3 separate regions of the Mus musculus genome follow, and regions 2 and 3 are each linked to region 1. A link is a loop called in an ENCODE intact Hi-C map of the cell type or tissue named here. Cell type or tissue: left cerebral cortex. All regions are shown on one strand. Region 1 holds the start of Arhgap22 (Rho GTPase activating protein 22). Region 2 overlaps Arhgap22 (Rho GTPase activating protein 22). Region 3 overlaps Arhgap22 (Rho GTPase activating protein 22).

Region 1 (8,000 bases):
GTGACTCGAACAGACACTAGTCCCACTGTGACTAGCTGCTGCCTTCCCAGAGCTTCCCGGAGCTATTCAATCATCCTCTCTGCATCTTTCAGTTCACTACCAGGCTGGGTGGCTTCCTGGCACAGACAGAGGAGCCTTGGGATGCCCAGTTCTCCCTGTGGAAGCTCTATCCAGTGTCCAAGCAGTCTGTGGTCATGGTGATCCTCATGGCCGTCAACTGTCATTAGAGTCCCCAGCCATTGGAACCCAGGACCCTTGACACTGGAGCCTGATTTCCAGGCTCACAGAGAGCAGATGCTGGGTCATGGCTGAGTGCTGGCTAACCAACTTGTGCTGAGAGCTGAAGGAAGATTGAGTCCCCACTTCATGGTGCCCACAGCCCGCAAGACCAACGAGGCTCCTTCAGTGTCACCGAGCGACCCCACCCTTAAGCACGAAGTCAAGCACACAGGCAGCCATTCCCCACCATAGAGCCAAATCCTTACTGAAGTATCTGGCAGCGAAGGTTCTTCTTTTGCTGGAAGCCGTCGGCAGCATTGCTAGGCTGGCAGTGTGCAGATTTCTCCTGTGTCTTCTCTGGAAGGCAGCAGCCACATCCTCAGGCAGACAAGCTAATTCCCAGTTTCAGTAGCAGGCGATCAGCATCTATAGTAGAGAAATATATTTAGAACGCTCTTTCCAGGCATTTGCCTGGATTTCAAACACGAACAAAGCCTGCTGTGAGGGACAAGTTTCTCTGTGGAGCATGTACCTTGGGGATCTGAGAGCAGACTTGGGGAAGTCAGAGTATCAGTTCCTCAAATCTGTAAAATGGGACCAGCAGTGACAACTGCGTCTCAGAGGGAGAAGATGCCAGATTCATCAGCGGAAGCAAGGGCTCGGTGAGCCAAGGGCTCTAGCTACTAGATTTGATATTTTTCGCCCCCAAGGGAACAACATGGAGCTAAGTAAGGGACCGTGCAAATTGCTCTGAGCATGCTGGCTGGTTCCTGGCTCACACTTTGGCTTGTGGTCCAAGTGCTGGGGTAGACCCCAGGAAAGCTCTGTCACATCCTTAGGGTACCACTTCTCCATTCTATTTTTGGAAATGTGTCATCATTACATCATTTACAGTTGTGGAAAATGGGTACAAACGAACAAACAAATAGACAAAGCTTGCTTATAACTAGCCAAGTGGTATTTCTGCCGCCGTGAACATCATTCACACAGCAGCAGTCCTAGCGACCTAAAATAAAGCCAGGCTCTGAGATGGCAGGCACACTGTCACCTGTCTTTAGGACATATGATACCATTTGCAGATGGAGCCCAGAATGCTCTTCCCCTACCTACCCTGTCTCCAGTGTGCTAGTCTCTACAAGCTGAGCTTGTATGAAGCCTGAAGTTACCGGTAGATCCTTCCAACCTGGGCAGGAGGAGGCAGAAGGAGGCAGGAGGAGGAGGAGATAGAGATGCGGGCTGAAATCGGTCCATCACTGCCACAGAGAACAGAAGCTTGGGGCTATGGACTAGTGCCTGGTATTCTGTGGGTCCTGCTGGGGCAAAATGCTTCTGGTTCACACTTTAGCATGTGGGTATAGTTCCTGTCACTGACTGGTCCCCAGGGAGTGATGGGACAGCACCTGGAATGGAGAAGGCAGACTGCCTTTGGAATAGCAGAGAGAATGAAGCGGTCACTAAGCCCTAAATCTTCAAGGGCCTAAGCCCAAGATATTGGCATGACCTGGGACCCAGGAGCACAGATGGCCTTGAACACACAGCTGAGCTGGGAGTCTCCAGGGAAGTGATGGAGCTGGAGCCAGGAAATGAGGACCCTGGAGTTGGTACAGACCTCAGAGACCCTGAGGGATTTGGGAGTGACACCTTCAGTCTCTCCTGGAAGAGTGCACAGTTTGGAAGCATAGGTGGACGGGGGTAAGGCTCTGAGGGTGGGGGCACCCCACACCCACTGTAGCAAGCCTTAAGAATGAATGCTCTGGGTTCACACTGTAGGTCCAGTCCCTAGCAGGACACAAAGCCAGGTAGGCGTGTAGTATGCCTGTAAACCCAGCAATCAGGAGGTGGGGGCAGAGACTCAGAAGTTCAAGGTTACCCTCAGCTATATAGTGAGTTCAAGGCCAGCCTGTGCTACATGAGAGCCTGTTTACAAAACAGAAGTCTAACGTTAAAGTTGAATTCAGGAATACAAGGGCACACATTGGCTCCTTTAGGGGGAACAGTCTCATAATTGGTGGCAGACAGCTGGATCTAGCAGGTTGACATGTCAATCAAGTCTGGGTTTCCTTGCAGTTCTGTTTGCTTCTAGGGTGTTTCCTCTTCCCTCTCTTCCTCCTTCCTCTCCTTCTCCCTCTTCTTCACCCTTCACCCTTCCTCCTTTCTCCTCCCCCTCCTCCCCTTCTTCCCCTGGCCCTCCTTTATTTTGGGATCAGCTTTGGGAGCTAACATTTCTTCTCTCCCGCAGAGCCCGAGGAAAGAGGACACTGTCCAGTCTCAGACAAACCACAGAGCTTCTTCCCAAAGCCTGTCAAATGCCTTCTTTCCTTGATTTGGGGCACTAACCAATGCACTCGACTGGATCCAAACCAGTGGGGTGTGCTGATTGGCTAAAGCAGCCGGGTCTTATCACATCTAAGGAACTGGGTGGGGCTGGCTTTTCCCAGGACCAGAGAGGGCAGGCAGAGGAGACAGGTGGGTGCTAGAATAGACCCTGGGAGACTGTAACAATTGTGTATACGTTTGCAGGAGGGGGGAAGTTCCTAAACCGATATGCTACTGTGGGGTTGGAGTAGAGAGGGGTCACCTCTGTGAAAGAGGAAGAGGTTTGCTCTCTAGCCCTTCACCTTAGTATTCTCCTAACCTACCTTTCTAAGCAAGGTCAACAGCCGGCCACACCCAGCCAAGCCCAGTAGAGCCAGGGCCCGCCTAGACGCCTCCCAGAGCATGACTCAGCTCCAGGCATGGCTCCGCACCACGCTCACAACAGATCTGTTTGCCCTGGACTCAGGCCAGTGCCCCTGTGCCTTATCTCACCCCACCTGCAGGCACAACTGCACAATGCACACATTTACGTGACACCTGACAGCAGCTGGGGGAGGGTCTCATTGTGGAATCGTGATGCTCCGAGCCACGCAGCAATTTAATGTGGCTTAGGAGGGTATTTAGAGTCCATCTTTAAAGAATGAACTCACAGCCTGGGGTCAGGAAACTTGTGCAGCCCCGGCTCCCCACTCCACCCCACACAGGGTCGCTGCTGTGTGTGGCTCTCCTGGAGCTGTCCTGGCTCACCTGGATCTCATCTTTGCTCACCTGGACGTGGAGAGCAGGCTTCTCTGTCTTTGCCTGAAGAAGGAGGGGCTCCTTCTTCGTTCCAGGAGGGAGCACTCTAGCTGCCGCCCCTCTTCTCACCCCGTGGGTGCCCTGCCTTTGCCCCTGCCCCTGGCTCCCATGGGACGAGTCCGCTGGTAGGACCAGGGGATGCAACCCAGGCTGAACATCATCAGGCAGGATGCAGGTTTCCTGTCTCCTCGATGCCTCTGGGGATGATGCTCTGACAGCTGTCCTTGGCTGGCCTCTCAAGGCTGCAGCAGCAACCTCAGCGGCTCGGAAAGTGTAAAAGGCTGACCTCTGCAGGAAGCGCGGCGCCGAGGAGGGCCTGGGTTGGCTGGTTTGGAGCGCCCTCTGGTGGTCATTAGAGGAGCTTCGCCCGTGCTTCTGAACCCTGGTCTTGTTCCTGGACATTGCATTTTGTTTTCCTGCTGGGATCCGGGGGCAGCTTGAGTAAGTCTGTGCTTTTTTTTTTTTAGATTATAAAAAAACTTCCTTTAATCGAGGCTTGTAACATGGAAAAGATCTGTCAGATAAAATGCAAAGTTTCTAATACATTGAAACATAAATCCATAAGTCATCATAAATACAATACCCAATAGTAAAAAACACATCAGCATATTCACACCATCCCTGTAACAGCCATGATCTAGATTTCACATGCTTCTGCCAAATGACTAATATGGTCACACTCATCTGACAGGGCTGTGGCACTGGTGGCTCAACTCCAGAAGCAAAGCAGATACCAGCACATTCAAACAGTGTATCCTTTACATATCAAAGTGAGAAATAAGAAAGCAACATGGTCACCCGATCAGAAAGATGGTAGGGAGTGAGGACAGCTGTGGAAAGCTCGAGGCCGGAAGGCGGTTCGCTGGCTTCATTTCTTTGGCTTCTTGGGCAGTGGCTGCGGGAACAGTAAGATGTGAGGTTCTGGTTCATGGATCATATAGTGGACCCATCCCTGACTCTGCTGAACGCCGAGCTTCCTCCATTCAGATTCAGACATCAAGTGGGTTTTCGGGACCAGGTTGGCTATGTCCTTGGGCAATACGGCATGCCGGTACTCGAACTCCTCGTCGTATTTGTCCGAATAATAGATTTGTTTGTGGGACATGATTGCTCTGCTGGAGGGCGCTCAGCCCCAGGGCCGCTGGCCTCCAGACAACTCCCAGCAGCCAAGTCTGTGCTTTCTTATGGCCTCGCCTTTCTACCCTCACTATTTGCTGGTGATTCATGTGGGGCTCCTGGGCTTACATAGATTTTTTTGTTCCCATCAGATCAATCCTTCCACCTTGTTCCATGGTTGGGTGCTGAGAAGTGCAGCAAGAAAACCCCCAGGTGGTGGAGGACAGATATGACTATTTCTCAAGCCATAAGGCTCACTGAGGGCATTTTAAAGCCAAAGGCTCAGGACAGAAGTGGGCAGGTGGCCCCATTGTGGAGGCAGAAAGTTCCCTTCTTCCAGAATGAGTCAGCCCTCCACTCACCAGGGCTCAGCAGAGACACTGCTGGCATCCCCTCTGATTAAGCTAACAGACAACCTCATTGGAAAACACCCCACCAAGGCCTCCTGTGTGCACACAGGCCAAGGAATTCTAGTCTGTCCAGCCTTGCTGGAAAGGGGGCTGGGGTTGCAGAACAAAGTGGGAGAGAGGCTGAGGTGGAAGTGATTTTGATTCCTGTGGTGGGCACAGGCAGCTCACTGGGTAGTTTCACAGCCTCCCTAAGCCTCACTCTCTAGCCCTAAACCGCGGGTAGGGATATGAGTGAACCCATCCCCCAGAGGACAAAGGGCAGTAGATCACACTGGGCAATTTGCTAGGTGACTGCCGTATGCCAGCCATGAAGCCATAATACCTGACACCTGCTGGCAGAGGGGAAGTCGGTCTTCTCTAACAGAAGAGCCTCCACTTAGGGCCCGGGGGCAGCTCTGACTTCACAGGCTTTCTTCTGATTCCCTCCACTTCCTCTGTTTTTCTTTTCACTTTACTTCAGTAATGTTTTTATCTTATTTTAAAACTATTTCTTTTCTTTTTTTTTTTTTTTTGAGTTTATAACATAATTACATCATATGTCCCTTCCATTTCCTCCCTCCAAACCTTCCTTACTCCTTTTCAAATCCATGGTCTTTTTTCTCCCTAATTATTGTCACACCACACACACACACACACACACACACACACACACAAACACATACACAATTTCAAGATGGCAACTCAGATGCCAACAGTGAAAACACAGAGCTAGTTAAAATACCAGATGAAGAACTCAAAGGTTAGTTTTTAAAAGAACCAATGACTTCAAAGAGGATATAAATTAGCTGACATATGGAGTAAGAACTCCAACCACAGCCTGGAAAGGAAAGCCAGCAACGGAGATGAACAAAGTTATCGTTTAACATTCATGGAGATAGAGACACAGGAACACAAGCATGAACCAATTCATGGCCACCAAGCCAGCACTGCCAGAGACACCCAGGAGCCTTAACCGCAGAGGAGGAATGTCTCAGCCAAGGGAACACAGAAAAGAATACATGCCATGAGCCGGACGATGAGCAAAGAGAACTAAGAAAGCATTCATCGTGTCCAAGAGAGTAAATCAGCAGAGCCCTAACATGAACAGGAACACAGAAAACACCCGAGAGTAACCCAACCAGAATGCAACCAAAACCAAGCAACGGGAATTATAAAAAGGAGCAAAACTCTCTCAATAATAACTATAAATGCGAATGGACTCAACACTCCAGTGTAATGGAGACCAGCTGATGAACTGAAAACTATAATCCAGTTATCTGTTGTCGCTCTGAAATCATATCCCGCTGGCGAAGAGACCCACAGACTGAGATTTTAGGATGGAAACCAACCTACAAGCAAAGCAAAGCTGGAGCAAGCTGGCCCAGAGATTCTGATAAATGATAAAGTAGACTTTGAATAGAAACTAGCCAGAGAGATAAAAATCCACCAAAAATTAATAAAGGGAACACTTCATCAAGACCAGATGCTAATTTTAGTGTTTATTATGTTTTCTATAGCCAATTTCAGGCCCCCCTATTTCATAAGACAAAAACTAATACACCCAGAGGGCAGATAGGTCTTGATACAATAGCTGCAATACTCCACTCTCAGAAACGCATGTTTTGTTTTGACCAAGAAACGAGCAAGGATTGTCATAGCTATTTTGCATCACAGCTAAAAGGGCTTAAGAGATCTTAGCAGAGCATCCCACTGGACAGCTGCAGACTACACTTAAGAGATCTTAGCAGAGCATCCCACCCGACAGCTGCAGACCACGCATTCCTCTCGGCAGTCCACAGAATCCACTGTAACACGGATCATGTTTTAGACAACAGAGGAAGTTCTGACAAATACAGAAGACTGAAATAATTTCTCATACGCTGTCAGGTCATAGTGGAATGAAACCAGAGATCAGCAACGAGAGAAGCCTCAGAAACTACAGAGTTACAGAGAGTTCTAACAATACACTCCCGAATGACCAGTTGGCCATTAGAGAAAAGATGGAGGAAATTTAAAAAAAATTTCTCCAGTGAAATGAAATTGAAAACACTTATTGGGACCAAGAGGGTTTTAGAGAATGCCAGTCACTAAAGAAACCCATAACTCCCAACATGAGTGAAACTCTGGTGAAGGATCTCTTAGTAAAAGGGGCCAAAGAGCCACCAAATTCACTGCCCAGTCCTCTCAGACCTTTAAAGAGGAGCTAACACCAACACTCCCCAAACAGCTCAAAAAACTAGAAAGGGAACGGACACCAGTAAACCCAGTCTATGAAGCCAGCACCACCCCAGTGCCCAAACTGGATAGGGGCACATCATCATCATCATCACCACCACCATCATCACCATCACCACCACCACCATCATCACCATCACCATCACCAACAGCAACAACAACAAAGACAGAAGGAAGGAAGTAAGGAAGGGAGGGAGGGAGGGAGGGAGGGAGGGAGGGAGGGAGGGAGGGAGGGAAGAAAGGAAGGAAGGAAGGAAGGAAGGAAGGAAGGAAGGAAGGAAGGAAGGAAGGAAGGAAGAAAAATATAGGCCAATTTCCCTGCTGACATAGAGGCTAAAATTAACATGGAAGTACAAAAGACCCTATTCACAAATAATATCCAAAGCTATCAAGAGCAGAAGAGCAATGTTGCAGGCAACATAATACCTTATCTCAGTGTACACTGCAGAGCCACAGTGAGGAAACCAGCACCGTCCTGGCACACAGCAGATGCACGCACAACAGGGAACCAGACATAAACCAACATAGCCACAGACACCCAGCGTTTGAAAAACCTTCCAAAACACACTTTGGAGAAAAGAAAGCATTTTTGTCTAATGAAACCAGCAAACTTGGATGTCAGCCCTAAGGAGAACGAAGTTAGGTACATATCTCCTGTCCCACACAAAACCCAACTTCAACCTTAACAGAAGACCTGGAACTCTGAGACTGCTGGAGGAAAGCAGAAGAAACATTTCAATATGTAGGCATAGGTGAGGGCTGTCTGAGAAGGACGCTGCAGCAGAGGAATGGATCCCAAGAACTGATGATAAACTGTGTAAAATTATTGTATTGAGCTTCTGCAGAGTGAAGGAAGCAATTGGCAATCGGCAGAGGGAAAAGGCAGTCGAAGGGATGGGGAGAAATCCTTTCCCCGCTACACATCTG
Region 2 (8,000 bases), 160 kb before region 1:
TCTCTCTCATGTCTTTCACTCTCCCCCTTCACCAATAGACCTCTTGGCCTAGGGAAAAAAAAGGAGAAAAGGAAGGAAGGAAGAAAAGAAAGAAAGAAAGAAAGAAAGAAAGAAAGAAAGAAAGAAAGAAAGAAAGAAAAAGAAAAGAAAGAGAAAGAAGGGGAGAGGAGAAGAGAAAAGAGAAGAGAGAAAAGGAGGGGGCTGGCGAGATGGCTCACAACCACCCATAATGAGATCTGATGCCCTCTTGGTGCATCTGAAGACGGGTACAGTGTAGTTAGATATAATAATAAATAAATCTTTAAAAAAAAAAAGAAAGAGGGTGTGGGGGGTATGAAAGGACAGCGTTCAGAGGTTAGTTCTCACCTGTTTGCTGAAACACAATCTCTGTTTCTGTACCTGTACTGGATGCTCAAGGCTAGCTGACTTGAGGCTTCAGGCCCTGTCTCTACCTCCCATCTCTGTAGGGTGTTTGGGTCACAGATGCTAGCCATCAGTCTGTCTGTTTTGCCCTCATGCTTGCTCACTTCATTCTCACTTCTGCACAGGTAATGAAGGAGGCACCATGTTCATGTGTTAGTTGATGACAGCCTGTTCTCTGTTGATAGAGCACATATACCCTGCCCCATAATACCCTGGGAAGGGAGAACCTGGTGTAGACACTTAGCATGCAAATGTTGTTTAAGCCCATGACTAGGACTTTTGACCGTGCAGTGTTTATATTTCTCAACATGTTGCACAAGTCACTGCATACAGTATAAGATTACTGCAATAATGGGAATGTAAAATGCCCAAAATTGGACCTGGTCTCTAGTCTTGGTAAATGGCCTGCCCTCTCCCTGGCTCTCTTTTCTCATAAAACAAGGAGGCATAGGTCACTGTAAAGGCTCATTGTCCACACAGGTGGAGCAGTATGTAAGGCACCTTTGGCAAATAGTTGTCTCTTAACTCTCAGCTAGAGGTTCAATCTGTAGAAGTCATAACAGTTCGGCTAGCTACAGTCACACTCTAATGTTCAAACAGCAGCCAGGACTTAGGTAAATACACACTCAGAAGAATATGATATGCAGCAAATGCTACTTCTCTTTCCTAGGCTGTGCTGGAAAGAGCTTCAGCACTCACCCTCACAGTGCAGCAGAGCCAAGACTAGGCATTCCCAAGCCCCACATCACATCACATGGATCCTACCCCTTGTTTCCAGCACTGGACCAAGAGACACCAGAAACTAAATGGGGAGTGGGATGGTGGCTGGGGGCAGTTTGTAGCCCCCACTGACCTGGACTGGGGCCAGCCTTGAGAACTCACCCCTTGGGTGAGGACAGGGTTGTGATTTACAACTTGAGGATTGGCAAGACTGGGCTATGATCTTTCAAATCTGACTCCAAAATGAAATTCCCAATTGTCTGAAGACAGGTGTCAGATGCCACCACAGCCATCTCAGCTGCCAGTCAGTAGACCCTGCTCTGGATGGGCTTGAGAAGGTACTGTGGTCAAGTACTTCCTCTTCACAGAATGCTAAGGTGCCTCCCTCCTTTCCCAGGACCCCAGAGGCAGCAGAGTGCATTCATCCTGCTTGTCCTCAGGCCAGCTTCTCCATTCCTCTAGCCTTTGCTGACACCCATACAGTCTGTCAAAGGTCCACCTCCACCGTTCTCATGTCAGCAGTATGCCACCAGACCCTGTTAATTGCTCTCTTTAAATAGACCTGCTGGGAAGTAGGAGGGATGCTGTTGGGCTGACCTACTCAGCTACCATCCAGGTCCAGCACTTATGAATTCACCCACCCCAACATCTACTTTATCTATGAACTGCTGGAGCCTGTGAAGGAGCCAGTCCTGCAGAACCAAAGCTGCAGGACTCCACGACTCAGCAGAATATCCAAGAGGCTGTGAGGGTTCAATATTGCTGGTGTAGCAGAAGCCAGAGGCTTTGAACTAGACTAATGGCTCATGGCAATGAACATTAGCAAGTAGAGCTCTTTGGGCAAAAGGATGCACTGTGTGATACACAACTTGCAATGCCATGAATGAATATGGGAAGTATGGGAAAAACGAGCAAATAGTGCATGTAACAGAAAACTGCTTGATAGGGTCATATTTTTTGTTGTTTTGCTTTTCTTCTCTAACCTTTAAATTTTTTATTTTCTTTTGGAGAGATTATAAGGATGGATATGGAAGGACTGGGAAGTGAGTGGAATTGGGGTACATGATTTGAAATTCCCAAAGACTTGATAAAATGTTAAAACCCATCCACATAAGGATGTAAATGGATGTGCCAGCATTCTCCCCTTGGTTTCCTCCCCGTCAACCTTCGGCCAGCCTTCCAGCATCCAGTGTCCTTGACTACTATACCTGCATCCACTTATGCCCACTCTATGCAGTGGCCAAAAATGCAGAACTTGTATAATTCAAGCCTGCTCATGTCAGTGGAATGAAAGCTTGCCTGCTTGCTCCCCCCATCTGAGCCCATCAGGTCTGCCCATCACCAACTACAGTCCTTTCCATCTGCCTTGGTCAGCTTTGCATCACTATAGTGAAATACTCTAGATAATTACAGAGAAAATATTTAGGCTTATAGGAAAAAGGTTCAGCCATGATTGGTTAACTAGGATGCTTCAGGCCTGTGACAAGGTAGCATAGTAGGGGACATGGTAAAACCAACTCCATGGGCCATGAAGCAAAGAAAGGAGAAAGGACCAGAGTCTTCAAGTCCCCTTCGAGGGTACACGGCAAAGGACCTCAGGAACTCTTGTACAGACTTTTCCTTTCTATTGAAACATTGGCCTGGAAAGGAGGGGTTTGGTGTTCAGTCTTGGCTGGCCTAGGACTTGCTGGTTCTGCCTCATGCGTGGGAGGATTAAAGGTGTGTGTCCCACACCTTGTGAGAAGACTCTTAACCCTTAAGAGGCTGGGGAGGCCGAGGGCGGAGTCTCAGGCCATACCGCACATTTATATAAGTAGCAAACGCTTAAGGAGACTGGCAGAACTAGCAACTCGCAGGGAGCTCCTGGCCCATGCTAGGTGGGCCTTTCCAGATACCACGGACATTGTTACCCATCCTCCTGAAGTAACCCCAAGGAACTTACTAAGCTAGACTAGAGTTTATGTCTTCCTCAAGAAAGTCCTTCCCTAAGGCCTCACCTCTTAAACAGTGAGCAATCTGTCCAACCCCCCAAAACAAATTTTAAAACATGTCTCAAAGTAGCCTGTGGCCAGAATCTTAAATTATTTTCACCAGTTCATACCTCTTTATAATTAAAGTCTCATTCCCCATCTGTTCATAGTCACAATTCATTGTTTGACTTAAGAGAGGTCATTCATTCTAGTATGATTATGGCTGGAACCTTTAGGCTTGGAAGAGAAGGAAAGGTTGAGAGGTTCCCGGCAGAGCACCCACTGTGGATGAGCCTCATGGTCAGTGCCTCTCATCAGAAGTCAGATGTCTAGGCAGGAGAGTGCATTGCACAGTGGGAGAAGAGACCGGAGATTCATCCTTAAGAAAAGTTGTACATGCCTACATCCCTGTTTGCCAGCAGGTGGCAGAGTTGGCTAGCAAACTCTTCCCTGTAGGAGGCAGGCAGGCAGGCAGGCAGGCAGCTAGCCTTTACCATGGCCAGACTTTTCCTACTGTGAAGCCCTCCTGAGACTTCGGTCCTGGAAGCTCTTTTGATGAGCTGGTGGCTTTTTTTTTTTTTTTTTTTTTTTTTTTTTTTTTTTTGCTTCAAATCAACTCAGCAGAGTTCTACACCTGTGCTGAGGGAACAAAACAGGGTTGTATGAATAAATTGGTGGCCCCACCTAACCGCTCAGGGCTGTTTCCCCTGTCACAGAGGATATAAGGAGTAATCTTTAAATTGTCCTGTGAGAGGTTCTGAGAAATCAGTCACTTTAGCTTGTCCTCTCTGAATACGGGGGAGGAAGGAACGGGCTGCAGCAGTGCCCTATAACATACACTGATATCTCTGCTGCCCTCTTGGGACTCCCAGGGACACCCTGACCCTGGCCTCTGACGCTGGGAGGGTCCTTGGGAGGAATCCTAGTTGTGGAAATCTCCAGTCCTCTTCCAAAGAACAGTCAGAGGTCAGGTGTCAGTTGGCCTTACCACTGAGAGTGAGGGTAGGGGCAGCTGGCCTTGAGTTTCATGGGGGCAGGGGTGTGTGTGGAGGGGTGGAGCCAGTGCTAATAGCACTGTAACCCTGGCCATTCTGCTGCCTGGGTGTTGTCAGTCAGGTAGGTGGGCATTAGGGGCTTAATGCCTTTAAGGCATAGTGACCTGTAACTGGGATACATTGAAGACCTCTTAACCACCACCACCCCTACATACACACACAGACAGACAGAGACCATAGGTCACTGTTTAAGGGGGAAAGGAGAGGCCAGGCCTCTTACAGCTGGGCCTGTATAATGGCCAATCTTCACTGTCAGTTTGACTGGGTTTACATCCATAGAAGAGACACTGAGACACCTCTGGGTCTGTCTAGGACATTTCCAGAGGAAGATCCATAGTCTAGTGGATGCAGTGAGACCAGCTGTCTCAGATTCCTATTGCTCCAGCTAGGTTAGCTCTCATGCCGCAGCAGCTGAAGGCCTTCCTAAAACGTTTCTGTCGGGTATTTTATCAGAGCAACCAGAATATGCCCGGGCTTCCTGGAGCCTGGAGCCTGGAGAGTGGGGCAGGGGTCACTCAAGGTCTGAAGCTGTCTCAAGGAGTTACGGTAGACATGGAAGTACGGGACGACTCCTCCCAGACCTGCAAAGTGGGCAGGCTCTAGAGGACCAATCAGCTCTGGCCTTCTGTAAGCCCAGCCCTCTGGAGCAGAGCTGAGCCCCTGCAGAGGAAAGCAGGTTGCAGAGGACCCTGCAGGGTAAGAAGTAGCCACAGAGGCTCTGAGATGGGAGAGTTGAAGAAGCTTCTGAGGTGGCTCCCCCCCACAGTAGTGCTGAGACCCTCGGGGAGCTCCACCCACACCCGGGGATGATCAGCCTTCCAAGAAACTTATCACCTGGTAAACTCCCCTCGGCACAGACATGAAGAATGAGGCTGGTGACAGGCGCCATGCTTTCAGAGCACTTTAATAAAGTTCTTGGTGGCCTGGCTCTCAAGGTGCCATCCTTTTGGGTGGCCACTGAGGACTCTTCCTGGATGAGAGGCGGATGCTCATGATCCTGGGGCACCATCCCCTCTGACCCCTGCTGGGACCCGTATGTTTGGAAAAGTATCCAGATCCTGCCTGGACTCTTGGGGATACTGACAGTCCCCATCCTGGTGTCAGGCTCCCTCTCTCTGGCACTTGGAGGCAGATGGCCCTGCTGGTGGCCTGGCCCAAACTTGAAGCTTCTGGCTTCCTCTGCACTGTGGCCAGCCCTGCAGGAAACGTGAGCAGACATAGACAGACGCGTGCCTCTGCTCCTTTCACTCCGGGGCTCTGGACCCCTTGGTCCCTGTAGTCAAGCTCCCCAGGGTGGAGAAGAACTCCTCCATCTCCCTCTGCAGCAGCTGGTTCCTGCGCTCCGCATCCTCCCGGGCTCGCTCCGAGTTCCGGAGCTTGATCTCCAGCATGGCATACTTCTTCCTCTCCTGGTCCAGCTCCTCTTCCAACCGAGACATCTGCTTCCGCAGGTCAGCACTGCCCTCCTCGATGCTTAAAAATCAAGAAGAGGGGGATTTTCAGACTCCAGCTACTGGGTGGGGTACTGTCACAGCAGGAAGAGACCGGGTCAGGGACATGGAGAGGTGGCTGTAGGTAGGGATCTCACAGTCTTGCTCAGTGCTGCAAGCCAATGGGGGCTCCCTACAGGGAGGCTGCCTTCCTTGGGTTTATGACCCAGAAATGCCACCATAAGGATTCCTGCCCAGCACTGGGACTAGCAGTATCCCTGAGCCCTTGCTAGATGTCGCCTTTTGTCACTCTACTCCTGTCAACTGTCCTGGTGAGGGGAGGAAAAAAAAATCACCTTTCACTAGCAAGAGGGGCAGAGGTCCCTGACTCATGTTTTTATACTCTTACCCATATCTCCTGCTGCTTTCTATATAGTGCTCAGAGGAAGGTAACCTCCCTTCACCATAGCAGTGAGCATACTACCAGAAAGGGGACCTCGTGGAGGATGGCACTGAGGTCTCGCTTGCTTCTCTTCTGTCCCCAACCCTTCCATGGTATCCTCTCCTTGCTTGGGCCTCCCCTCTCTGTCTGTCCTATGTGAGAGTGACTTTGTCCAGTCTCTTGATGCTAAGCCCTCCTAGTAAGCTCCTGGCCTGGCCACGAGCATCTCTAACTGAACAGTCCGATGTGGAGCTCCTGAGAGCTTCCTCAAGCCGTGCTCTGTCCCGCCTCCTTCTCCTCTCCAATGAGTATCTGCTTCTAGCTCTTCCCCTACAGCAAGCACTAAGACTTTTATGCCAGGTGAGCTCTTCTCAGTTCATCAGAGAGCAAGGCCCGCCCAATCCACCTTCAGAACATGTGCCAATTTCTGTTTCTCCCACCTCTGCTGTTGCCCCCGTGGCCCATGCCATCCCACGAGCCTGGACTCCTATCGCTTCCTAATTGGTGCCTACTAAACCTCCAGTAAGCTTTCCAATAGAGAGCCAAAGCCCTTGAAACGCTCCATCTGTTTCTCCACACTCACTGTCCCCTGAAGAAGACCAAGAAGTATCCAGGCCTGAAGCCCCTGCCTTACTACCCTGCTCAAGGCTAGCAGAGCTCCAAGGCATGCTCTCCTACCCCCCCCCCCCCCACACACACACACCTCAGGCCTTCCTATCCTCTCCCGAGAAGGCCCCCTTCCCTCCCCAGGGCTCCTGTCCTGTATCCACTCCCCAGCACGTCATGCATTTCTGATGAATCTTGTGTATTGTCTCATCCTGGTAATCCCAAATACAAGTCAGGCCCAGAATTCTGGTGAGTTTGGGACACAGCTCTGTCCCCGGTATCTAGCACAGCATCTATCTGTTTTTCACAAACAAAAGATCCTCTTAGGGAGATACTGGAAGGGCAGCGACTGGATTACAGGAGGCAGAATGGGTGAGCACCCTGTATGCCAACAGAGCCTATTCCCAGAAGCCTGCTAGATGGGACATGGTGCCATAGTCCCCTTCCTTCCTGTGCTGGAGACCATCCTCTTACAAACTCTCCTTCCACGGGGCCCCTGTCAGTTGAGAGTGGTTCAAGGGCCTTCACTGTTCCCCTCCATTCTTCCCAAGGAGATCCTGTGTAGGGAAGGAGCGTTGTATAACTAGGCTTACTATAGGTACCTGGGATAGGCTGGGCTGCGCATTGGACAGCCTCTGGGCAACCCTCTCTGTGGCCACTTTCAGTGATACGGTCATTCAGGGCTCTGCTCTCACTGTATCCCAGAGAGCCGCCTGGCTCCCGACTCCTGTTCTACAAACTGACATTCTCCCTTGTGGAGGCCTGCCAGCTGACGGGTACACCCCCTCCCAACCCCGAATAGGCTAGTGCCATTTTCCAAGAAAGGCACCCTGGGAGCGGGCTGCTCTGAGCCCTGCCCCCTGCAGCTTTCCAAGCAGCCAGCATAAGAGTGGTCCTTTACCTTTTCAGGCTCCTCTTGTACTCAGTCCTCTGCTGACACAACTCTGCCCTGAGCTCGGCCACCTGGCCCTGGAGAGCCCGGCAGCGGCGAACATGGGCCTGTGTGGGGCTGCCTGGGTCATTGGGCTCACTGCTGCCACTGCCCACACATGGCTCATCCAGGCTGTGGCCCAGGTCCGGGGACTGGTGGCCCTCACTGCTGCTGGGGAGAGGAGAGGGCTCGAGAGCCCACTCGGTGTGTAAGGAGCTGCAGGCAGAAGAGTTGCTGGCCCGGCAGGCTGTGCAGCTGCTGACAGAGGCCTCTCGGGAGGACGAGGCTACAGACCATGACGTGCTGGCCACGCTGGCAGTGCTAGAAAATTGGCTAGATGGCGGCACATTGTCATAGGTGGAGAGTCTCTGTGCCGAGCCTGTATCTTTAAGGCGGTCCCCCGATGAGGCCCGACGGTGGCTG
Region 3 (8,000 bases), 90 kb before region 1:
GACCACCTCTTTGGGTTGAAGATATTCATAACCTCTCCACTAACTATTTTGTATTATTCACCTAATTGTTGTCACCGACAGTTACTCTTTTGTACTATCAAACATCAGAAATTATTCCTCCTATCAAACTGCACCCTTACCCTCCAAACCCTTTTCCCAGCCCTCCCCACCTTCTACCAACCAGAATTTTATTTCCCCTTTCTTTGAGATCATCTTTTTAGTTCTCACAAGTGAGGACACACTTTTTCACTTGACATGATGATCTCCGGTCCCACCCATGTTGCCACAATGACAGGATTTTATTCTTTTACCGAAGTGCTTTCTGATGGGCCTAGGCAGGAGAAATGGCTGCTGTTTAATCATCTGATAGAGACCATGACCTCTATGAGCAAGACTGAAGGTGAAGGTTGTTTTCCACGGTACCCTTCCCTGTAAAAGGAAGTTCTAGCTGAAGGTCTCTGACGCAGTGCAGTGGGATTTGAGTGAGAGATGAGACCCTTCTGCAGGTCATGTTGAGCAATGCTCTCAGCAGAAGAACCACAGAGCTGAAGTTACGGTATCAAGCTTTCCCAGTTAGTGACCAATTAGTGACTGGAGAGCTGTGATCTGAGTCAGGTCTGTCTGAGTCCAAAGTCCAGACTCCTCATTGCATATACATCCTTCCGTATCCCTCCTTCTCATTTCGAGTGTCTTGCGGAACACTAGTCTCTTCCAGGAGGCACCCTGAACTCCTCCTCCTCTGGCTCAAGCTGCCCAGTTTGGCTTCTGTAAACCCAGAGCTGCCAGCATCTTAGTGCAGCTAGGGTCCTGCACAGACTGCACCTGACAACATTAATCATCAGAGGGGACCCACCCCTCCCCAAGGTTCTATTGGTAGTTAGTTGCTGGGGGCCATTGATCCTCACCCCCATTCCTGCCACCACCCATGCTCATGCAAGCAATCCAAAAACAAACAAACAAACAAACAAACAAACAAACAAACAAACCAAAAAAACAAAACAAAAAAAAACCCAACTCAGCGGGTCCCACAGAACCCGAGGAGTAGGAGGGGGGCTGTTGGGAAGAAGAAGAGTTCTAGAGGGAGAAGAGGGGCCTTCTGAGAGAGGGCACCGGGAATGAAATCAATCAAAAATCAACCATATCGAACCGGGCGTGGTGGCGCACGCCTTTAATCCCAGCACTTGGGAGGCAGAGGCAGGCGGATTTCTGAGTTCCAGGCCAGCCTGGTCTACAGAGTGAGTTCCAGGACAGCCAGGGCTATACAGAGAAACCCTGTCTCGAAAAAAACAAAAAACAAAAAAACAAAAACCAACCATATCAATGTATGGCTATGTATGAAGGAACGAAATACTGAAATTTGAGTGTCTGAATTGAAAAGTGCCCAAAGTGAAAAGTACTCGTTAAATTTAGGAAGAAAATTTAAAATATTTCAGTGGTGCAGAAAAGACATGCTAGTGTGTTCCAGGCTCTGGATTCAAACTCCCCACTCCCCAGTCCCTGGGCCCCCTCCCCACCACTTTACTAAAGTCGGGGTAGAAATACTTGGGATCTCATGGGCTGTATAAAGCATGTTATTAAAATACTCTTTACCTGGTATTATTCAGCTTCTTCTTTTGTGGATGGTGGTTCCTAGCAAGCAAGTCACCAACCACAACCTGCTTATGGCTGTTGCTCCCAGGGACACTTCCCCAAAGGACACCCTCAGGAGTTTCCTACACCAGCTCCTGTGTGGCGCTGAGAGAATTTGAGCCAAGAGAGTAGGAAGCCAGGCTAAGAAGCAGGAAAGCGCAAGCAGCTACTCTAGAATTTGCTGATTCTTCCACACTTGCTGGTGGGCGTTTCTGGTTTCGGTTTTAGAAAAGGACCCAGCTTTCTGGTGCTCTTCAGGCTTCTGGGGCTGCACAGGGTTGAGCTGAGATGCAGGCTGACTGGTACCAGGTGCGGAGATAGGACCGTATCAGCCTCCCTCCCCGCTCAGCCTGCCGCAGTGATCAGGGCTGCTCCTGGCATGTCAGACACACAGTATCACTCTCCTTCTACGGAGTAATCCCGGTGCTGGCTCCCTGTCAAGGTCAGGTCTTAGAGATAGCAGATTCCAGACCTCCAGTGTACTCCAAACTGCTGGCTTGATCAGAACAGGCAGCTGTGAACTCTAGGCTGGCGGGCAACTCTCAACAGCATTCAACCTCCCCAGAGTAGGGCATGCACGTCCATGACCCCAGCACAGCTCCTGACCCCTGAGCAGCCCTGCTGCCTGGTCCTTCCTTACAGCTCCCAGTATCTGGTTGATTCTGTGTGGTCCTATGGCTTTCTTGTCAACCCTTCCTCTGTAGGCATTAGCTAGAGCTAGCATCTGATACCTGCCTCTGGGACCTCCTATGAAGTATGTTGAGCAATGGAGACTTGAGAGCCTGGTTAGTTACCTGGATGAAAGCCCAGGGTTCTGGTCTACATCCATCAGCCCACCTGCCTCCCTATGGAAGCATCATGTGCATACTGCAAGAGAGAGGTTAGCAAGGAGTTACAGTGCTTTACTGGCTACTTAATTCATGAGCATCTATCTCATGGGGAATGGCCTGCCCAGTGCCTTATCACTCTCAGCCTAGTATGCCAAAGCAGACCCCCCACTCCTTGACCCTTTCTTGTGTGTTTAGGGAGAGGCCTAAACTGGGCCTAGAGCCAGACAACCACAATACCAAGAACTCCCCATGAAATCAAGTGTACAGGGACGGGTTTACCAGGTTTACCAGGATACTGCTGGGGTAAGAGAAAAGTCTACATAGAAGATGCAGACCCCCCCCCCCCAGGGCAACCTTTTTGGGGGGTACCTAGCTCCTTCGGGCCTCAGAGAGCTAATCAGAGACAGGGTTCTGGCCTTGAGCTAGCTCAGGGTGTAGCTCTTCCAGCCTCTGGCTCTGGGATTCTAGCTTGTTGGAATGGAGGTTCCTCACCTGTAATTGTGGGATCCATCAAATTCCACTACTTTGGAATAAAGGAGTTAGCACAGGTTAGCCCTGGGGCTAGTGAGATTAGCATGGCAAGAGCTTAGCTTTCACATAAAGGATGCATACACACAATAAATCACTTAGTTCTCTGGCACCCATATCCTGGTCTAGAACCTCAGAAACCCGACAGCTATCATGTATGAATCATGAAGGAGTCATGCTAATTCTGTTTTTGAGTCCTACTCTCCCAAGTCAGCAGTGGGAAGAGGAGAGAGCTCCATTTTCTGTGGTGCAGCTTCTAGGAGTTCAGAAAATCACTATGGATTTTGGGTCCAGGAGGCCATCTGGTATTTTCACCTGCAGTCATCTAGAGTTCTCTCTCTCTCTCTCTCTCTCTCTCTCTCTCTCTCTCTCTCTCTCTCTCTCTCTCCTCACATGCTTGATTGCATTGCATCTGCCTGGGTCAGGACCCTGATGCCTGCCCTACAGTCAGCTAACTTCCTTGGTGGCATTGCATGGTCTGTGCCCTGTCTCAAAAATTATCACACACACACACACACACACACACACATCAGTAGCAGTTAATTAGCAGTTAACCTGATGTAAAGAATCTACGATGTATGGATGGAAAAGGAGGTGTCAATTGAATTTATTTTCCTCATAATTCCTCTGGGAGCCTGAGAGTTCCGGCAGTGGCCCCCTCTCCTCTCTTCTTTCTCAGCTCTCGGGTCAATGATCTCAGAGAGGCTTCACAGTCTGTATAACTTTGGACAAAGATGCTCTGAGCCAAGTTGCAGTCAATATCCCATTTGCATCAGGTTTTAATTTGGTTCTCCTTGCCTGGTCACCATGAAAGCTCCAGAGGCCGGCTGTAGTGGCTCATGCCTTTAAGCCTAGTGCTTATGAGTTTGAGGTCAGCAGAGTCTACATAACCAATTTTAGGCTGGTCAAAAAAATAAGACCCCATATCAACACCCGCCCCCCATGCAAACTTCATATTATGCAATCCAAGCAAGACAAAAAGTGCTGGCAACCACACTTTTCTGCTCTCCTGAATTTAGTAAGCGGTGACCTGCATGTTATATATACCGACTAGGTGGGCATGGAGCCACGTACCATAGCCAGGCGATAGGAGCCCTGCACTCATTCCCCCAGTGACACTGTCCTCTTATGACTTGCTCGGTGACTGTGCATGCGGTTCTCTGGCTCTTTGAAACCTAGCTTGGAGATTGCAGCACATGAGTGGTGTTTGCATTGACAAGTTTGTCCACTAGGTGGCACTCACACCATTTCTTTTCTGTCACTTTCCACAGGATTGAAGGCTGCAATAGACTCTATGAATTAAACTTAAGTAGCCGATCATCTTAAGAACAATCACATCTCCAAGGGCTGTCAAGTTTTCCTCCTTGGGCGATGAAGGTACCCAGGGCAGAACGAGGGGCTATCCCAGGCTCAGGCCATAGCACTGGCAATGCCTCTGTCCGTTTTCCTGTCCTGCCCCGGGCTTCAGTGCTGGGAGATACCAACAGGGGCCTTCACAGCCATACTTCCTGTTTCTGTCCCCATGTAATTAGCCTCAACCTAGTAAGTAAGGTATTTACCTTGTCTCAAGATCAGGATGGTAAGCATTGTCCCCTGATTCTTTAAGGGCAGAGATTGTACCCTGCTTTCACCAGGGCCTCTGGAGGCCAGCTCAAGATCAGACCCATAGCACGGGTTACTGAGTTTGAGTGAGAAGGCTCCTTGGTGGCTCTTGTTTCAGGTGGGGTCACTCAACCTTCCCTTCTTTTGTTCCTTCCTTCTTTGTCCATGCTGGCCTCAAAATGGTAATTTTCCTGCCTCAGCTCTGTCACAGTGGAAATTCCAGTGCTTATTGCCATCTGGACCTCAACTTTATCATTACTATTCCTTTTCTAGCCACAAGGCCCCTGTCCGGAGCCTCTGTTGGAAACGGTAGTCACATAAAGCTCAGCCCAGGGCAGGCTGACCTCGGAGGTACAGGTCCCCTTCTGCCAGCTGTTTGACCTCGGGTGGTTCACCTAACATCCCTGGGCGCCACACCTTAACAGGCTATAAAGGGAGTGGAATATTTCTAGCTGTAGCCAAAATCTCCTGAGTCCCTGGGACTAGGTTGGTAGGAAGTCTCAAGACTTCAGAGCCTCTGGAAAGAGGGTAGGAAGGAGAGCCACCCCAGGGCCTCCATCAGCACCGGTGTTGAATTCTCTCTGCACAGGGATGTGCAGTGCTTGGAGCACAAGGGGGTCCCTTACCCACCTCTTCTGCTTTTCCAGAGTGACCTCAGTACCAACCTGCTTCCTCCTGAGGTCCTAGGAGGAGCTGTGTATAACAGAAGCAGTAACAGCAGAAATGAGCAGATCTGAGAGCCCCACAAATTGGGTGCTCAGCCAGGCAATCGTTTCTGTGCTGGGAAAGGGGTCAGAGACCAAGCCCTTAAACCTCACAGCTGAAGCACACACACACACACACACACACACACACACACACACACACACACACACACACACACACATTGTGGAGTGTTAAAAGAAACAGTCAGGTCCAGAAGGCTCTGCCCTCACAATGAACCAGCCCACTCGTGAATCATCTGTCATAAGAGCTACTTTGGCCTGCATCTTCTTGCACCGCTTTTGGCCTGTGATGCTTTGTAATACCTTGGGGTTCTGCAGGTTTCTTGTTGTTGGAAGCCCAAAGGTCCTTGAGCCCACAGACCACTCCGGAAAGACAGGAATGTTAAACACACAGGGCCTCTTCTCAAGGAGGAGATAAAACACTTGTTTTTCTGCCCGCAAGGCTGGGAGTGGATTTTGTTAACAACTTGGTAACTTTTTTGCTATTGGCGGAGGCAGACCTCACCCACCTTTTGCCATAGATTCAGACCTCACCCAAATTCCCCAGAATGGTTATTCAAGGTTTCTACCTCCCTAGACCTCTACCCATCCTTAGGGGAGATGCCACGTGTGCTTCATGGCTGGCTGACCTGTGCACTCTCTTGGTGAGCCTAGATTCTAGGCCTTTTAGCTGTAGAACCCACCCTAACGGTCACACGTACTTTGAAGAGAAGTTTTGATGTAGTCACACTACCCTTTATTCTGAACTTGTAATTGAAATGATTGTTGCCTAGAAAAATTTTTCCCAGATTATACTGAGTTTTAACTATGCTGACAGTGAGCCTCCTGGCATTAGACTCCCTGAAGTCTGATCCAGACTGATGAAGTCAGTCTGGACTGGGTCTTTATTTTCATCTCTCTGAGGGTTCGCTTCCTACCTGGATCCTTGCAGGGTCCCCACATCCTGTTGCGTATGAGAAGATCCTTATAGGTATAGTCTCTTAAGCTTCAATCTCCTGGTCCCCAGAACCATGATCCGAACATACTTTATTAGTTTTTTCGTGTTTGTGTGCATATGTGTGCATTCATATGTGTGTGTGCATGTGCATGTATATGCATATACGTGTTTGTATGTATGTGTGCCTGTGCACACATGTGTATGTACGTGTGTGTGTATGTATGCAAGTGTGTTAGCTCAGGTGTGAACATGTCACAGCATGTGTTTGTGTGGAGATCAGAGGACAACTCTTCCTGTCAGTTCTCTCCTGTCACCCTCTGAGATCTCAGGCTTCATCGGACCGGCATGTGAGTGCCTCTATCCGCTGAGCCCACTCTCCTTCTTTTTGAGTCTCCCAATCTGTGGGACTTAGGTGTGCCTTCAGAAAACAGACTGAGACAGAGCTTCTGGCTGGCTGTGCACCAGGGCACAGCTGCTGCTTTTTCTAATCTCCAGGGTCTGTTTCTGGGAAACAGGACTAAAGCAGGTCTTGAGTATTGTGACAGGCAGGACAATGGCCTTCACAATGTCCACGTTCTTACTCTCAGAACCTTATAAATATATGATTTATGTGATAGGTGGAATAACAGGTCACTAAATATCCATTTGCCAACTCTCAGGACCTTTAGAATATATTTGTTTTCTATGACAAAAGACCCATCCTTCTAGACAAAGAAATCCTTGCAAATAGCTCTGCCCTAGATTAGGGACACAGAACTGGTGGCTCCCCTCCCCCAACTCATTCTTGGGGCACATGTTCAGTGCCGTTCTCTCAATATGGACAGAGTACACTCAGCTCCACTATGCCCTCTGGCCTTGCCTGGCCAGCTGCTTCCCAGGCCCAGAGACTGCACTTCGGCCTTGCCTTCCCCAGGCCCCTAAGTCCTCACTCCCCCAGTCAATAGGGCCTTCCTCTTCTCTACCTTCACTGCAGAATCTTTATTCATGTCTCACAGTGAACTAAGCCTTTCTTCTCTTGCCCAGTGGAGTTTAACTCAACCATAAAGAAGAATTTAATTGGATCGTCTGCAGAAAAAAATGGATACAACTGAAGGTCACCATGTTAAGTGAAATGGCTCAAACTCAGAAAGGCAGATAATATATTTTCTCTCATTTGTGGATCCTAGATTTTGGATAGATGTAGAAAATCATATACACACATACATATGTAACATGCACATATCTACATATATACGACATAGAATAGAAATGAGATTAGGGGAAAGGGGAAAGGCAAGGCCTTTGTCTAATTTGTGTCCCAAGTCCCTCCTGCTTGTACTTTCTGAGTGCAGTTTTAAATCTAGGCTTGGGATTACAGTCATGTGCTACCATGGACTGAAAGGTGTGTGTTTGTACTTTCACTCCACCTCCCAGAATTCCCGGAATGTCGGGCGGCAGATCTCTGGCCCCAGCCTGGGCCCATCTTATCCCTTAGTAGACAGCAAGAGCCTGGTTATTTCCTTGTGGTGTTTGGGGTGTCTACTGCACCCCTCGGTGTTTGTATAGGTACTGGCTCACAGACTCCACCCATGGAGAATCTTAAATACTCAATGGTCCCCAGAGGAAGGATCTTGTTCATGCTCCCACCCCTACAACCATTCCTCCCATCACGCTGGTGGTCTCTTCCCTCCAGTCTCTGCATCTCTCCTCAAAGGCCTCTGTCACAGACATTTTTGGCCCTTGTATCTTATATCTTATATCTTATATCTT

The links. Peaks named below come from ENCODE experiments on the same cell type or tissue, not always from the same donor. Only the 100,000 strongest peaks of a DNase experiment are listed, where the experiment ranks them.
Region 2: a loop joins it to region 1, with 16 times the contacts of the local background. A loop is called at or near these places in 21 of 42 quality-filtered maps.
Region 3: a loop joins it to region 1, with 9 times the contacts of the local background. A loop is called at or near these places in 40 of 42 quality-filtered maps.

Annotation. Positions count from the first base shown.
Region 1 is chr14:33,209,597-33,217,596 of GRCm38, reverse strand. Arhgap22 (Rho GTPase activating protein 22) reads right to left here and starts at 774. Exons shown (of 11, transcript NM_153800.4): 1 at 752-774; 2 at 486-645. The coding sequence starts at 537. It also overlaps the pseudogene Gm6340. In left cerebral cortex, a CTCF peak has its summit at 3,669 (motif pointing left); DNase peaks (open chromatin) are centred at 2,596, 2,997, 3,185, 3,640 and 2 more places; H3K4me3 peaks cover 1,706 bases; H3K27ac peaks cover 2,307 bases.
Region 2 is chr14:33,366,991-33,374,990 of GRCm38, reverse strand. Arhgap22 (Rho GTPase activating protein 22) reads right to left here. Exons shown (of 11, transcript NM_153800.4): 10 at 7,548-8,000; 11 at 5,055-5,641. The coding sequence ends at 5,413. Among named protein-coding and RNA genes, the nearest start is that of Mapk8, 76 kb to the left of the region's middle. In left cerebral cortex, a CTCF peak has its summit at 3,523 (motif pointing right); DNase peaks (open chromatin) are centred at 3,544, 4,741 and 7,408.
Region 3 is chr14:33,299,864-33,307,863 of GRCm38, reverse strand. The region is part of intron 4 of Arhgap22 (Rho GTPase activating protein 22); the gene reads right to left. Among named protein-coding and RNA genes, the nearest start is that of Gm41130, 72 kb to the right of the region's middle. In left cerebral cortex, a CTCF peak has its summit at 4,205 (motif pointing right); DNase peaks (open chromatin) are centred at 1,814 and 4,207.